Linked DNA regions of Mus musculus: region 2 is linked to region 1. Evidence: chromatin loops called from intact Hi-C (ENCODE). Cell type or tissue: heart. All regions are shown on one strand.

What was found. A loop is a pair of places that touch in the nucleus more often than their neighbours do. Peaks named below come from ENCODE experiments on the same cell type or tissue, not always from the same donor. Only the 100,000 strongest peaks of a DNase experiment are listed, where the experiment ranks them.
Region 2: it touches region 1 in a loop (2.3-fold over the local background); 2 of 42 quality-filtered maps call a loop at or near these places.

Annotation. Positions count from the first base shown.
Region 1 is chr16:11,465,528-11,473,527 of GRCm38, forward strand. All of the region lies in intron 13 of Snx29 (sorting nexin 29), which reads left to right. Among named protein-coding and RNA genes, the nearest start is that of Gm32100, 110 kb to the right of the region's middle. In heart, a CTCF peak has its summit at 3,398 (motif pointing right); a DNase peak (open chromatin) is centred at 3,464; H3K27ac peaks cover 929 bases.
Region 2 is chr16:11,665,786-11,673,785 of GRCm38, forward strand. All of the region lies in intron 18 of Snx29 (sorting nexin 29), which reads left to right. Among named protein-coding and RNA genes, the nearest start is that of Gm32100, 86 kb to the left of the region's middle. In heart, a CTCF peak has its summit at 4,743 (motif pointing right); a DNase peak (open chromatin) is centred at 5,306.

The DNA.
Region 1 (8,000 bases):
TGAATTAGGCTCTATCTCCCCAAAAGATCTGTTGTCTGTGTTAGATGCCTATGATCAAGATGTGAGTGAAGTGTTTGTATAGGGCTGGAAATAAGGGGCCAGCTCTTGCCCAGGTCTGCACTGGTGGCAGAGTGTATCCATAGGTACCTCAGGCCTTTGCTACCTAGGGCTGTGAAGTGTCAGGTCTTAGCACAGGAGTCAGTGCTACAACGTTAGACGCACAGACCCTGTGGCACGGTGTTATGGCCAAAATGGTGGCTGATGAGTGAGCACATCTTCTGCCATAGTTGTTCCCTTGTAATTGCTAAGGTCACAGTGTCAGGAGGCCCCAGGCTGTGAAGAAGTAGCTGTTTCCTGGGTCACTGGCTGGGCCTCAGCCTGTGATTTGTGTTAATTTGTGTAAATTGAGGCTAATTTATCTTGATTCCTTTATCTACAGGAGGAATTACCTGCCACATAAGAGATGTGATTGGAAAGGTTGGATGGAGGATGCTGCAGGGCAGACAATTTCCCTCCTTACTAATGGGCATGTGACTTTGGCTTCTAGAGGAGCGTGACCCAGGCCAAGATGACTTTTCTTGGCTACCTAGCTACTTGGCTCCTCTCCCTCTCCCTCTCCCTCTCCCTCTCCCTCTCCCTCTCCCTCTCCCTCTTCCCTCTCCTCCCTCTCCTCCCTCTCCTCTCCTCTCCTCTCCTCTCCTCTCCTCTCCTCTCCTCTCCTCTCCTCTCCTCTCCTCTCCTCTCCTCTCCTCTCCTCTCCTCTCCTCTCCTCTCCTCTCCTCTCCTCTCCTCTCATCTTTCTCTCTTTCTCTCTTATACCTGGAGAGTACTGGATGCTTGGTATTGAAACTAGGGCCTGCTCTCTTCTAAGGAGGTATATCCCTAGCCCCCAGAATTTAATATTTTTTCCTCCTGCTTGACTTTTTGTTGAGGACTGTCTCAAGCACATTCAGATGAGCTGGCCAACCAAACCTCTGTGACCCTGTCTGTTGTAACTGCCTTTACCTAACTTGCCATTGCTCTGACTTTGCCTGCTTTTTGTTTGTTTTTGTTTTTTTTGGGGGGGGGGCAGGGCTAGAGAACCACATTAGTTATTTTTGCATTTCTTTAGCCAAATCCCTGACAGAGAGCTTAAAAGCAGAAAGGCGTATTTAGGTTCGGGGAATTGTTGTGTGGCAGAGAGGAGTGGCAAACCAGCTCTGTCTGCTCAGCAAAGCCTGTGGCAGCGGCCAAGAAGCAGAGAACAACTGGGCTCGAACTTTCAGAGGCTGCCCCTGAAAGTTCCCTTCCAGCATCCTGGCTCTTCCTCTTAAAGATTCCATAGCTTTCCCAAAACAGCACCACCAGCTGGAAATAAAAATTCAGAACATGAGCTTGTGGGGAACTCTGCAGGTTCGAACCTAAAGAACAACCAAAGTTGTTGCCTTTAAATTATTGGTGATACATGAATTTTGAGACATGGTTTCATTAAATAGCTCTGGTTGTCCTGAAAGTCATCATGTAGACCAAATTGTCTTTGAACTCACAGAGATGTGGCTGCCTCTGCCTGCTGAGTACTGGGATTAAAGGTGTGTACCAACAAGCCTTGCTGAATGAGAAATGTTTTATTATACTTATTTATTTGCAGGTGTACATGTCATACGTGCATATGTGGTGCATACGTGTATGGTGGTGCATGCATGTGTGGTTCATACATGTATGGTGGTGCATGCATGTGTGGTGCAAATGTAGAGATCAGAGGATAACTTCTTGGAATCAGTTTTTTTCTTCTACCATGTGCACCCCAAGGCTCTGGCTCAGGTCATCAGGCTTGGTGACAAGTATCCTAACCTACTGAGCCATCCTGCTAGCACAGTTACATATGAAAACTAGTCAGGGTTTAAGGAAGACCCTAATGAGTGGGGTGAAAATGGAGGCCAATGGTACAGTGCTTTCTTAGAATGTTTAAGGCTGTTTGCTGTCAAGGACGACGACTTTGAAAGAGGCTGCTGACTTCATCTTTGAGGCTGGAGTGTGTTCTTCCTGAGCCTCCTTTGTAGCTCCTCTCTGCTCGCTCTCTGTTTCCATAGTCTCCTACCCTATGGCAGCGCAGCAGTCCCAAGGCTCCTTCCTGCGGGTCGCATTTTGCTCTCAGTCTTTACAATGAACGTTTAAATGTGGCTTTGCAATTGTTTTAATGTGGTTTCATGTAGTCAGGCAGTGTGACCGAGAGACAGACAGAAGGCGAGCTGTCTGACTGTTGCCGTCTTGTCCTCCTGCCTCCTCAGCTTTGATTGGTGGCCATGGCTTCCTTCCTCCAGCTAAAAGCTTGAGCTGCCAGGAGAGCTCTTACTAGGGAATGTTCTAGCAAAGTGTCACACACAATTAGATATAAAAATATTTCTTATTTTTGCAGATTTTGACATAAATAATTGGAGATCCCTTCTTCTCTGCTTCCCCTTATAACAATTCAAAAAGCACCAGAATTCAGTATTTTTAATAGAAAATTTGACAGTGTGCTTACTGTATAATTGCTCACAAAGGGAGGGAAACCCTTCCACATTTGCTTCTGAGGATGAAGAGAGATCTTCCAGGTCTGGGTGGCTTTGTTAGAGCCAGCTGTCCTATTCCTTCTGAAATGGGAAGTGGCTTTCTGGTTCACACAAAGTCCCAAAACAGAGCAGAGTTGGTTCTAGCAGACTTTTCTTTACAGTTGTATCAGATATTTTTCTCCTTGCTGACCAGGGAAACAGCAGGTGTGCTCTAGTCCCTGGGTTTGGAGGGTCCCAGGCATCATGGCAGACAGGGTAAGACTGGATGTGCATGGCAGCGGGTAAGTCAGGGTCCAGGAAGTGTGGACAGCACCTGGACCTGCCCCCCTTTGGGCCTCTGCTGCCAGCTAGATCCTCCAGCTTTCAAGTTCCCAGCATTTCTACCTTGCACCACAGGCTGGGGAAAATGTAATCAAAACAAAGAGAGGCCGTGGAGACCTGCAGATTCTAATCATGACAGCAGCACTTACTGTGGTTATAGCTAACTTCATGTCCTGTTTATCTGGTTTAAAAACAAAGCAACCAAAAAAGCTCCTAGCTAGTTCCTGGTCGCTATTTCTTTATCCTCGGGGTGTGAACCCAGAGCCGAGCATGTCCCAGGCAAGCACATGGGGAGCTCATGAGTGTCGCTTGAGTGAGGCTTGTGCCCACCCTACCTCATACGTTCTCTGTGCTGCATGCCCTGCCCTCAGTCTCTCCTAGTCCAGCTCCTGTTGAGCCCACTCTCCACTTCCATCCCTGCCCTGGCTGATTGCGGCTTGTTGCACTATGCTAATCAGAAGCGAGAACTGAATCTCTGGAGGGAATGTGTTTGGTTCAAGGATTGTAATAGTGTAATTTTGTGGCTGTCTGTGCATGGAAATACAGCTTAGCCTGCCACTAGGGGGCAGCTCCGGCTAAGAGCCAGAAAATGTGTCCCTGAAAGCACAGGGATGAGGTGAACCCAGGACATGGTTATTAGCAGGTGAAGGAGACCTGCCTCAGCCACAGACCCGGACATCTGTTCGCGTGGGTGGTCAGCCCCATTCCTGGGCAGTGAGATGCTCATTAGAAAAGCCGAGGACTTGGGTGGGGTGGGGATGCGGGGACAGGTCGGCAGCAGAGTACGTGCTGCATACACATGAAGTATCCACATAGAAATCTGGATATAGTACCCATCTGTAATAGAGCTGAGATGCAGAGACAGGGGGATCCCTGGGACTGGCCAGCAAGTCTGGATGCACTGATGTACTCTGGACTCAGTGGGAGACTCTGTCCCTCCCTGACCCCACAAATAAGAAGGAAAAAGGACAAAGGAAAAAAAAAAGAATAGAAAAGAAGAAGAATAAAAAGAAAAAAAAAAAAGAAAGTTGTCAAATGGTTTAGTGGGTAAAAGTACTTACTGTACAAGCCGGGCTTGCAACATTAGGAAGGTTAAGAACCACTGCTCCAGTCTCCCCTGCTGGAGTATTACCAGTCCTGGATCACCTATCCTGGTGACTGTGCTGTGGTGAGGGGGCCCCTCTGTGAGGTGACCTGCTTCATTCCCATGCAACCCTATGGTCCCATTGCCTCACTTTCCCTCCCTGTTTCTTCAGGCCTCCAGCGTTATCAAGAAGCTCAGGGAAGCAAGATGTAGCACAGGTCCTGGCTGGGATCCCTGTGTGTAGGGACAGCCTGGCTGTCTCCCATGCTAGTTAGAGAAAGCTGCCAGTCTTTGAGGCAGGCTGACTCAGGCCTTTGTGATCATTGACTACCTGCCCAGGTGATCAGTTTCTTCCAGAAGTCACTCTCTACCTAGTCCACAAAGGAGCAGAGCCCGTGCGGAGGCCCCTCTGGGAGTTAGAAGTTTGCTTGTGGCTTTCTCAGGCCCCAGAGCTGATAATGTGGGTAAAACCCAGAGGCCTTTAAGTGTTGTGGGGTGGCCCTCTAGGTGGGCTGTGCAGGTAAACCCTATTTCAGTCTGTTCTCCTTACTTGGGAGCTAGAGTGGACAGGTGGGGGGTGGGAGAGGGAGAGTGGACTTGGTGGGTGGATGGGGTGCTTTGGGATAGTCAGCAGGACAGGAATCCATCACTTTGTTTGTCTTCTATTGACTATTGTCACTTGGGTGCTAATGGCCTTTAGACTGCCCTATTTGGTGTCTGATCTCTTCTGCTTTGTGGAGAAAGCCATTAGGCAGGAAGCAAAGAGGCTTCCTGGTGTTTTAGGGCAGGAAGTAAGTAGTGCATTTATAACTGACCTCACACAGCAGTGTGAAATCACAGGTAGGTTTAGGATGAGGACATGAGCGGGTTATACTCAGGTGCTCTGGTGTTGGGATGGAACCTGGGACCTTATGCATGCTAGGCAAGCCCTGTACCCGAGTCACACCCCCAGGTCTCCCTTAACTTCTTTTGCTGCTGAGGAGCCACTGCTGGCCAGGGCTGGCCAGGCCTTTTCTGTCAGGACAGTCTGTGTTCTCTCACATAAACCCTGCCTCCCTTAAATTGCCTTTGTCTGTTCTTTAGTCACAGTGATGAGAAAAGTAAGCAGCTTACCAGACTTGCTCATTGTGTGAGCTAGGAAGTGAAGATCCAGGGTCTGACTCCTGTCACTGACTGTATCCCTTGTCTCAAGGCTTCACTGCTCTCTGGCCTGTATCTGGTGAAGAAGCAGCAGCACCCAGGGCTGTTCTCCAAAACGCCGTCAGTCGTCTCTGGTTAGCTGTATGTGTCCTTTCTCCTTGTTCTGAGAGTAGGTCGTGACTGTCTTTCAAGAGCCAGCTGTAATATCACACCACCTCTGAGAAGCCTCCAGGATTGGCCCTGGTGCTTCACTCTCTGGGCTGAGAATGGTGGTACCTGTGGTACTGCTCTCAGTCCGTGTTAAATGTGAGTTCTCTGATGTACAAGTGAGAGCCACCTCAGTGGACTGCTTGTCCTCGTGCCAGAGATGTGACCTCCCAGATGTTCTGCTGGAGTATTTTTATGTCCCTTGGTGGTACTGCAGACTCCTCTTAAATGTACACTGTGCCCAGCTGTGTGTTGGCTGTGGGCAGCAAGGTGGAAGAACATGGAGGGAAGGCAGTGTGTACTCCCTCACCGCCTGCTGTGTGAGCTTGGGGGTCTTTGTTTCTGTTTCCCTCATTTGTATTGGGGACATAGGGGGAAGATGGGCCTGGCTTTGCTGATTCCTGACACTCTTGCAATTGTGATAGTATTCTTATTGTTGGCTTGTTATGGCCTTGGGATGGATAGCTCCTTTGCCTGTGCACTCAAGTTGCTGCTGGTGGAGAGTGGTTAGAGTGGAGAATGAGATTCATAGCTTATGTTCCGCAGGGCAGCTCTAGAATGAACTGCAGGTAGAGGACACCTGACTAACAAAGGGCTTCCTTGGCTCCCAGCAATGGCTGGCATCTACACAGGTTTGTGAGACTCCCAGCCAAGCTAATCCTTTAGCTTAATGCCCCTCCCACCATCCAGGCGTACACAGCCTGTTGAGTCCTTCAGGGAGTTGGCTGAGTTCTGCCCCTGTCATCCTCAGAGATGGGGGCTCAGTGCACTGTGTATCTGACCACTTCTCCTAGCAGAGGCACAAACTGCTGCTGCCCATTAATGCCCCTGTGCTGAGCAGCCCCCTGAGGCTTGCCACGTCCTTCTCAAGGCTTTGGCATCAAATGTCTTAGATTAAACTTCCCTGTGGAAAAGATAATACTGTTAGCTCTGCCCCACAGTTACCTGGCTGTTGCCAGGTAGGCCTGACCCACTATAAAAGGGGTTGCTTGCCCTCTTGGTCTCTTGTTCCTCCCTTGCCCTTGCCCTTGCCCTGCTTCCCTTCCCCTTTCTCTCCTCATTCCCTTCTTCTTCTCTCTCCACATGCTCATGGCTGGCCCCTACTCCTCTTTTCTTTCTTTCTACCTTTCTATGCCTCTATTACCCTCTTAACTCCCGTTCCCATGCCTTGAATAAACTCTATTCTATACTTTACTGGGGGAGGGGGGATGCCTTGGCATGGGCCCACGGAGGCACCCCCTTCCTCCATACCTCACCACATCTCCATAGAACATATTCCTTCTCTCTTTATCTTTTTATAAACACATCATTGTGTGGCCTGGGATTCTCAGCCACAAGAAAGAAACTGTCTCAAAAGGAGAGAGAAAAGTCTCACCTAAGGGAAAGAGTCCTAGAACGAGGCTCAGTGAAAGACTGAATGTCTCCCATCCTCAAAGGCAGCACAGGGCTGAGCTCTAGAACCCTCCCCTGGGGCCATGTGGACATTTACTCTCACCAGTAGGGGCATGGGGCTTACCAGTTCTTTGAAATTTTGGCTAGAGAGTGTGGATCTCCATGTTGTAGCAGGGGTGATGTAAACTTACAGAGTTTCTAAATTCCGGGTTTTGGCACCAATGATAGTAGGGTAGTAGAGGCAGGGAAAGGCAGAGAGAGAGAAAGAGAGAGGGGGGGAAATATGAGAATAGAGGAGTAGAGGCCAGCCATGAGCATGTGGAGAGAGGAGGGAAGGGGAGAGGGGACAGAGCAAAACAAGAAGACAAGAGAGCAAGCGAAAGAGGAGGTGGCAAGCAGCCCCTTTTATAGTGAGTCAGGCATACCTGGCTGTTGCCAGGTAACTGTGGAGCAGAGCTTAGGATGCTAGCAAATACTGCAGTATCACTGAAAGAGGTGGTAAGGCCATATGCCTTTTTGTAAATCTCCAGGTGTGGGCCTGCCCGTGAGGAGGTCAGAGGAGGACCTCAGGCATATTCTTCTAGTCCTTATTTCTTTAAGGTAGGGTCTCTGGGTCAGCTAGGCTGCCTGGCCAGTGAGTTCCTGGAGTCTTCTGGGACCTGCTGTACCATCTTGCAATGGCTCCTACCCCAAAATTGTCTGCATCTTACTAAGTGCCTGGCTGCTTTGTCATTCTAGGCCCAGTGCCCACTGCTACCCTCAGCTCTGCATGCCTGCCGAGCCTGGGGCTTGGGCTTTCTGCATGGCCAGCTCTACCATGCCTTGCTCTCCTTCCTGTCAGCACTCCCGTTAGGTCTCACTGACTCCCCTCTGTGCCATCTGCTTTCTGCTGGACTGTGACTGATGCCAGCCTGCTCCAACTTGATGGCTTTTCGTTTAATGGTTCCCCTCCCGGGTGCTGTCCCCCAGATCCTGGCACAGCTGGCTCCCTTTCAAGCCCAGCACAGATGTCACTGCCTCAGAGGTATCTTGTCAGTCTACTCTTCCATTTTACTCTGGTACCCTGCCTTGCTTTCTTGATAGCAACTACCTGAAATGTTCATCTATTTGACTTGGCCCCTGGGCTTGGCCAGGGCATCTTGACTTACCATAGGTTGGCATGCCAGAGGTTGGCATGTATTTTCTGTGAAAGGCTAGAGAGTGAATTCTTCCGGCTATTTAGAACATATGGTCTCTGTCATGACCACTGAAGCTGTCCTAGTGAGAAGACAGCTACAGATAATACATCAGTGAACAGGCCCGTCTGGGCATTGCTAAAATTTGGT
Region 2 (8,000 bases), 200 kb after region 1:
TGGGCAGCTGCAGGTGAAGGGTGGTGTCTGTGGGGGGAGGGTTGAGGATCCCAGGAAATTTTGCAGGAGGTGACAGTTGATGGTGTGCTGCCTTGATGGTCACTGCCATCTCATGCATGCTCTGACCTCAGGCCCATGTGTCAGATGAAGTGTGGTGAACCATGGGTTGAGGAACTTCCACCGGGTCAGGATCAGGATCTGACCTTGTTGGTCTCATTGTCCTTCCTGTGGCGCTCTCTACCCACATACCTACCTCGTGGGCAGATGCCACGGATTGGTTTGGGTTATGCAATCTTGTGACCACAGTCCTCCAAAGTCTCTGTCCACTCTTTCATTTCCCCACCACTCACTGTCCTTGCTGGCATAGCAGCTGGTACTGGTGATGTAACGTCCTCACAGTCTCAGAGGGCACAGCAGTGACTGGAATGTGGACCTGCTGAGCCCTAGGGCCACGAGAAATGAGTAGAGGGGGACTTCCTTGGACATCAAGTGGTACAGTTTTCAACATATCCATGCTTAGGAAGACTTAGTCACTGCTCCAATTCAGATTTCAAAAGCTTAAGGGCACACCCTGTAAGCAGCTACAGTAAGAAGTGTACACATATCATGGGTAGGTATTAGACTTAGGGAAATCAAATGCAGTAGATTAGTAGCATCAGATCCCCAGTAGCATGGAAGTGTCCTCTGCTGCCTCTGACTGCCTCTGCCCCCACCCCAAAGCCTTCCCCCTGTAGAGCTGTGCACATACATGTCAAGCCAGTGACCTGGCAGATAGGACGTGAGCTGACACAGCGGCTTGTTGTGGAGATAGATCACTGTCTGCACTGTTCGTTCTGTGCTTTTGTTTGAGTGGTTACACTTTGGGGATCATTTGCTAAGTACATGCTTGGGTTGGGAAGTTGGGCTTGGGCTTGTGTAATTGTTAAATAATAGATATAGGGGAGATATAGGAGATATAGGAGAATCAAAAGCATAGACGACCACTGTTGGGGACATGGCCTTGTCACTGAGAGATCACAGGGTGAGGAGAAGTAATGACAGCTTTGCAGCAGCATGTCTGTTGAGGGGAAAGAGGCTGCAATGCAGGGACTTCAAGGAGGGGCACAAGGGCACCCGAGGAACGAGGAAGGAGGAGGTAGCAGAGCTGTATCCATTAACTTTCCTCACTGCCGTGACCACATGCCTGAGAGAGTCGACTTAAGGGAGGAAGGTTTCCTGGGTTCCTGGCTTAGATGGTGTCATTCAGCATCGAAGGGAGGGGGCATGGCAGTCGAGGCTGCTGGAGCCTCTTCGTGTTTGGTGGAGGGAGCTGAGCTGGCAGTGCTCACTCAACAGCTGTGGCAGGCAGGCAGGCTAGGGCTAGGACTAGAAGACCTTCTGAGTCGCACTCCTAGTGACACTCCAGCTATGCCTCCTGCCTGCAAAGGTTCCACATTCCCCCCAAACAGCACTGATGACTATTCAAATACCAACTCTGGTACATAATTGGTGCCCTGATACAAACCTAAAAGGATCCCGGCTGCAGGGTGGCAGTCAGAAGTGCTGTCTTCTCGGTTCCCTAAATGTTCAAGCACATAGCTCAGGAGTCATTTTCCATTTGTTGGGGTGTGTCACTCCCAGCTGAAATGAAGCCTCATTAAGGTGACCTCCCTAAAAGCCAACTTAGCGTTGACTGGAATGTAGCCTGTAGTTGTGTGGAGGCAGGGAAGATGGTTTCTTTTGGGATCACCTAGTTGCTACTGTTAAAAATCATCTGTGTATTTTTTAATAACTACACTTGTCCTTGTCCAGGCTTTAATCAGTGTCTGTTGACTTGGTGATGCCCTCACTTTAAGGCAGAAGTACCTCTCAGTGCCATGTTTACAACTGCTGAAAACATGTCACAGTTCCCTGGACTGACCCGGTGAGGAGAGCAAAGGAGTCTCAAGCTACAACACGCACCAGACGGTTTCAGTTGCTGGGATTTTGCTGTTAATAGAAACTTTTTGCTGGTAGAGTGGGATGGGGAGGAGTTGTTCTGTTTGGTCGTGGTCTTGAAGTCCAGTGGTTCAGGACCTTTTCTCTGTGCTTGCTATCATTTCTATTCCTGAAACTTGGGGCCTCCTTACAGTCAGCTCAGAAGTCACCCCCTGCCTAGGAGCAGTATTTTAAAAACCTGCCTAAGCTTGTCTGATGTCTCCCGACTTAGACTGGCATTTGGGTTGGGGGCGGATGCAGTTGCTACTGCTGGCCAGGGAGAGTGAGAGGCCAGGGACAGATGCTGCTCATAGTCCTGTGGCTGGAAGATAGCACCCATAGCCAAGTAGCATCACCAGAGTCCCTGCACCTACCTGCAGTCTGGGAGCAGGGCTACAGAAGCAGTGTGAGTTCCTTTAATTCATTGTCCTCCCTAGGGGAGGCTTCCCTTGGGAGCTGGAATTTGGAACTAGGGTTGGCTGCAGGAACAGGAAACCCTTTCAAATGATACTTACAAGTAACCCAGTGGAGAAGGTCCAGGCAGCACGGTAAGTTCTACAAACTCAGTGTCATCAAGGCTCCTATTTTCTGTGAAGCTGCTGAGGACTGTTAGTCGTGCCACTGAGCAGCCAGACTGCAGTAGATCTTGATGTGCAAGTGAAGGTCAATATCCCTCACCTCACTACACCAGTGGAAAAGGCCTCTCTGTTCCATGATTGGTCTGGCTCAACGTGGGCATGGTACTTTCAGGATAAGTGTCTCCTATATCCATCAAGACTAGAGACTAAAGACCTGTTTCCACCCAGCTGAGAGCAGTTAAAGATGGCACCCACAGCCTCTCAGCCTGTGCTGAGGTAGCCCAGCTACAGTGGGCACAGCCACTATGTTTAGGTTTCTGGTCTGGCTTTTCCATGACTTTTAGATTCAGACACTAAATATGTATGCAATCATGTGGGCCAGGGCCTGCAGCCTTCAAGGAGGCCACTTAGATGGCTGATGTTCAGGTTCAGTTGTGTGCCAGCTCTTTCCCATTGACCCCAGTGCCCAGCACAGGCTGGGTTGCTGCACATTTGTTAGATTGGTGGGTGGATGGAGTGTTCTATCAAGAGCCTGGGTCTCTATTAACACCATACCCTAGATTATACTTCTCCTATCCTTGTATGTCTGATGCACTGCCCCCATCAGAGTTGGTCTTTTTATCAAACTCTTCATCTCCCAAACTCCCTATCTGTCCTCTCTGGTGCCCACTCTTTCCACTGATTCATTCATACTTTGTTGAATGCTTGTAACAGGGCCTACCCTGACTGGAATGGCTTTCTTGTCCTGGGTGTTTTCCTGTCTAGTGTTAGCAGAATGGTTTAGTTTCCATGGAGCCCAACAAAAGGGGAGGCCCACAAATCAGCTGCTCTCAGCAGGCTTTCCCACGATCATCTTTGCATACTGAAGGAGACAGACTCTGTACCTTAGGTAGGCATGAGAGTTTAGGCCAAGCAAGAGGTTCTGTTTTGGGGTTTATTTTAAAATATATATTCTTTTATTTTTATATGAGTACACTGTCACTGTCTTCAGACACACCAGAAGAGAGCATCAGATCCCATTACAAGCCACCATGTGGTTGCTGGGAATTGAACTCAGGAACTCTGGAAGAGCAGGCAGTGCTCTTAACTGCTGAGCCATCTCTCCTGCCCCCAAAGCAGGAGTTTTTATATATAAAAATAAAAAATATATAATATAATATATAATATATAAAAAATAAAGAATATAAAAGTTAGAGAAACACCTTCTGTTTTTTAGGCATGTACTGGGTCCTGGGGACACAACAGTGAATGTACAAAGTGCAGCACTCACAGTGTTGTCCTCTTTAACATCATGATAGGTCTTCTCAGAGTGGTTAGAAACTTCTAGAATAGTACCTGTAGAGCCTTCTGCATGCATGGAGAGGACCTAGTTAGTAGAGTTGTTGCAGGCATGTTCCTCCCAGGCATTCACAATTAGTGTAGTTGCTGTTTGAGTTACTCTGTACCCACAGGGTTGTCTGTGTAGACACAGCATGGTATAATCGTCCTACACTTATGACAAAAGTATGTTTCTGGAGCTTAGTTGGTGATGAGTATGTTGGGAATGGGTGTGTTGAGGGCCTGAGTTCCACCCTGAGAATCCATCTGAAAATGCTGGTGTGTTATGTGTATCATGATCCCAGTGCTAAGGAGGTGGAAACAGGTCCCCAGGGCTTGCTGGGCAACTTGCCTCACCTACCTGATGAGTTCTGCACCTATGAGAGACTGTGTGGAAGGGGGAGATGGAACATCAGCTGACTATTGGTTATCTTCTGTTTTCTATATGCACATGTACACATACGTGTGTACATGAGCATGTAAACACACAGACACACTTTCCTCTCCAGTCAAGAATTAAGAACCAGGGCTGCCCTGGCTTCAGGCCAGGATTCAAGTAACTGCCTGTCTTTTTCCTTGCTATATTGGCAAAATGGAGCTGGACACTGATGCTTCTGGAACAGGTACCATCATGCTGCAGCTTCTCACCTGCTGGTGCCATTGCTGCACAGCCCAATTGCCCATTGCTGTCTGTCTCTCAGCAGCCTGCAGGGGACAGTGTGTAGGGACTGTCTGTCTCTCGGCAGCCTGCAGGGGGCAGTGTGTAGGGACTGTCTGTCTCTCGGCAGCCTGCAGGAGGCAGTGTGTAGGGACTGTCTGTCTCTCGGCAGCCTGCAGGAGGCAGTGTGTAGGGACTGTCTGTCTCTCGGCAGCCTACAGGGGACAGTGTGTAGGGACTGTCTGTCTCTCGGCAGCCTGCAGGAGGCAGTGTGTAGGGACTGTCTGTCTCTCGGCAGCCTGCAGGAGGCAGTGTGTAGGGACTGTCTTCCGGCAGCCTGCAGCTGCTCAGATGTCAGCTCCTAGGGGTTGTATTTATGTGATGAATGCTTCCCGGAGGCATGTGGCACAGGGGTAATGATTATTTTATTTCTGGTTTTGAAGAAGTAGACACATGGTGGTGAATAGATGCCTTCTGGCTTGGGAGAGCTTCCCTGTTGTCTGCCTTTGGAATGGTTCCAGCTTCAGGAGGCCTTCACATCGTGTTAGTCTCTGAGCCACCACACTAGACCAGGAGGGCTGGGAGCTTTTAGGTTTTGTTGTTTGGAGCTGGGCTTCAAAAGTCTTGGTTTCTTAATGAGGCAGAAGAGGTGGAGCTGTTGCTCTAAGCTTTGCATCTCTGCCTCAGCCTCTCCTAGATATAGAAAAGCGTTTCAGGCCTAACCTTGAGAGGTTATCTCCTTGTGCTGGCAGCCTCCTCCCAAGAGACTGTGAGTCCCAAGCTCTGTGCCAGGCTTCCCAGCCGTGGTGACTGTCAGACTGCTCTACTGTCTAGAGCTAGGAGGGGCAGCCTGACTTGGCAGCCGTGTGGAAACGGTTTTCTAGGGGCAGAGAGACAAGGCTGTGGAAAATGTGTCCAATGCTGATTGATGTCCTCAAGGACGGTGTGACGCTTATAGTCCAGGAGTGGTGAAGGAATCTCAGCTCTAGCATCTGAGTGCTGCTGGCTCAGTGACAGGGGACAGGTGCAGAGCAGGGAGCCCAGGAAAGGTGTGGAGAGAAACAGGTGTTAAACACCTCAGTTAGAAGAAGAAGTCAAAGGAAAAACAGGCATGTGGCTTAGCAAAAGGAAGTCATCTGGTGGAAAGTTTCAGTGACTGAGTTGTGTCACCAAATTCACCTCTTCTGTAGTCACCTTTGCACTAATGTATTTATGAAGAAAGGACAGGGGAAATGTGAATAAGGCCAGTGCTGGTCACTAAGCCTTTCATATGTACAGCCCTCCGTGCTGTCAGACTCTATTTCCCTATCGATAATCCCGAGTTACTACTATTTACTATGTTCCATCTGGGCTGCTCTTAGCTCCAATTGGGCAGCCCTCGGGGCCACACTCTCTTGACCTTAGCCCATGGCAGCTTCTTTTTCTTCCTCCTCCTCTTCTGCATGTTCGTCCTCCCCGTGGTCCTAAGCCCAGGAAACCTAAACCCCACCTATGTCTCTTCTGCCTAGCTGTTGGCTATTGTCATCTTTATTTACTAATCACAATTAACTGGGGGGCAGGGTCACAGGGTCTACGTGCAGACTCCAGGTCTTTGGGGTCTGCACTTAACGTTACTATCCACAGTAAAAGACAAAACCCTCAACAGAGCTCCAAAATAAAGAAGAGGGACTATGATGATAATGATGGTGGCGGTGGTGGTGGTGGTGGTGGTGATGATGGTGGTGGTGGTGATGGTGACAATGGCAGTAGCTGCAGTTGTAGTGGTTTCTAAATGCTTCCCAGTGTCAAAAAAATCACTTCTGTTCTTTACTTGAACTCTGGGAACACTGACAAGAAAGTCCTTTGTTTGTTGTTATTTCTTATGTGTGCATGGTGTGTGTATGTCTCTGTGTGTCTGTCTGTCTGTGTGTACACGTGCATGCTGGAGCACCCCTGTAGAGGCCAGAGGATGACTGTATAGAATATGTCTTTTACTACATTGGAGCCTAGTGATCTAACTCAGGTTGTTAGCCTTGAGGAATGAACACTTTTATGCACTTGGGTCATCTCTCCAGCTCTGATCAGAAAACTCTAATCACAGCTTCAAGAGTAGAAGGCAACATGTCAGACTCTGTTAAAGAAAATAAAATCATGAAAAGTTTGGGACACTTCATTGTTGAGAGGAAATTCTGTGTCCAACCTAGCTATTCCTCTGCGTCTAGCAGAGCCTGGGGCACCAACAATCCCATTTAGTTTTCTGATTCCTTTGGAATCTTGGCCTTCATTCTTCCCTTGTCTCTTCTCCTAAACACTCCCAGGTTTGAGAAGTTGTCCCCACCACCTCCTCCCACTTGCCTTATCTTCTTTATAGTGCTTGTCCTTTCTGACACATTTAATTTGCTTATGTGATTGGATACTGTTCATTGACTCTGGATGGTCTCTAAGCACTGCTTTTTCCCCGCTAGGGCCTTGATCAGTTCAGATCACTAAATATTTATTAAATGAATAGATAAGCACACATGCACAGGTGAAACTTGGGTTACATATGTCCAAATTACAGGTTGGATGCATGATGGGAAAGATTCTATTTTGAAAGGATAACAGTGTATTTCTCAGCAGCCAGGAGCCAAGGTGTATCTGATCTGATCCCATATTGCAATAGAACCTCCCTTTCCTTTTTCCTTCAGACATGCAGAGCTGTACTTCTAGTACTGGGCTGGGAGACCTGCTAGGGTCAGTTTGCCTACTCTGTTTTGAACAAGACTTTGGTTTTTGTTTAGCTGTTTCTCTTACTCTCTTCAAGTGTAAATTTATATAAAATATATTTTATATATTTTATTGAAAATGATAATTTAATTGAGCAGAAAGGTTTTATCTCTTGAACATTGTTATATAACAGAGATGACAATGTTCTGACGTGGGACACAGGGACTCCCAGGCATCAAGAGTCTTACTAAGCAGCCTTCTATGATGGGCCCAGAGACTGGGTGTCTGCACATTATGGCCAATGGCATCTAAACATCTTAATTGGCATTGTGATTGCTTAAGAACTTCGAGGCTGAATTAGAGCTGAAAGTCCATATAGATCACAGAAAGAAGGAGCTGGGAATGGTTTAACTTACTTATGAAACAGACTTTGTGCTTGGGAGGAGGTCCCGCCTTGGGGCCATGTTTCAATGTCTTCTCTTTTTCTGTTTGAAACTCTGCAGCAAGGAGAAACATATACTAAGTTCTTGTCATTTAGTGGAGGAAAAACTACCAAACCATGTTATAAGGCAGGATAGCACTTGTAACAAGCATGTGCACAGAAAAATGGAGGTGTAAGTTGTCCGTTCATCCAGTGGAGCACCGGGTAGCGCCAGACTGAAGATCTGTGTTTAGGGGCAGTAATATGGATGAGTCTCCTAAACAGTGCTGGAAGTCAGAGATACGACCAAAGAAGACCAGACCCCACCCAGGTGCTCTTACCCACTTGAACCCTGCTGCTCACACTGTGGGGTCACAGAGCTGAG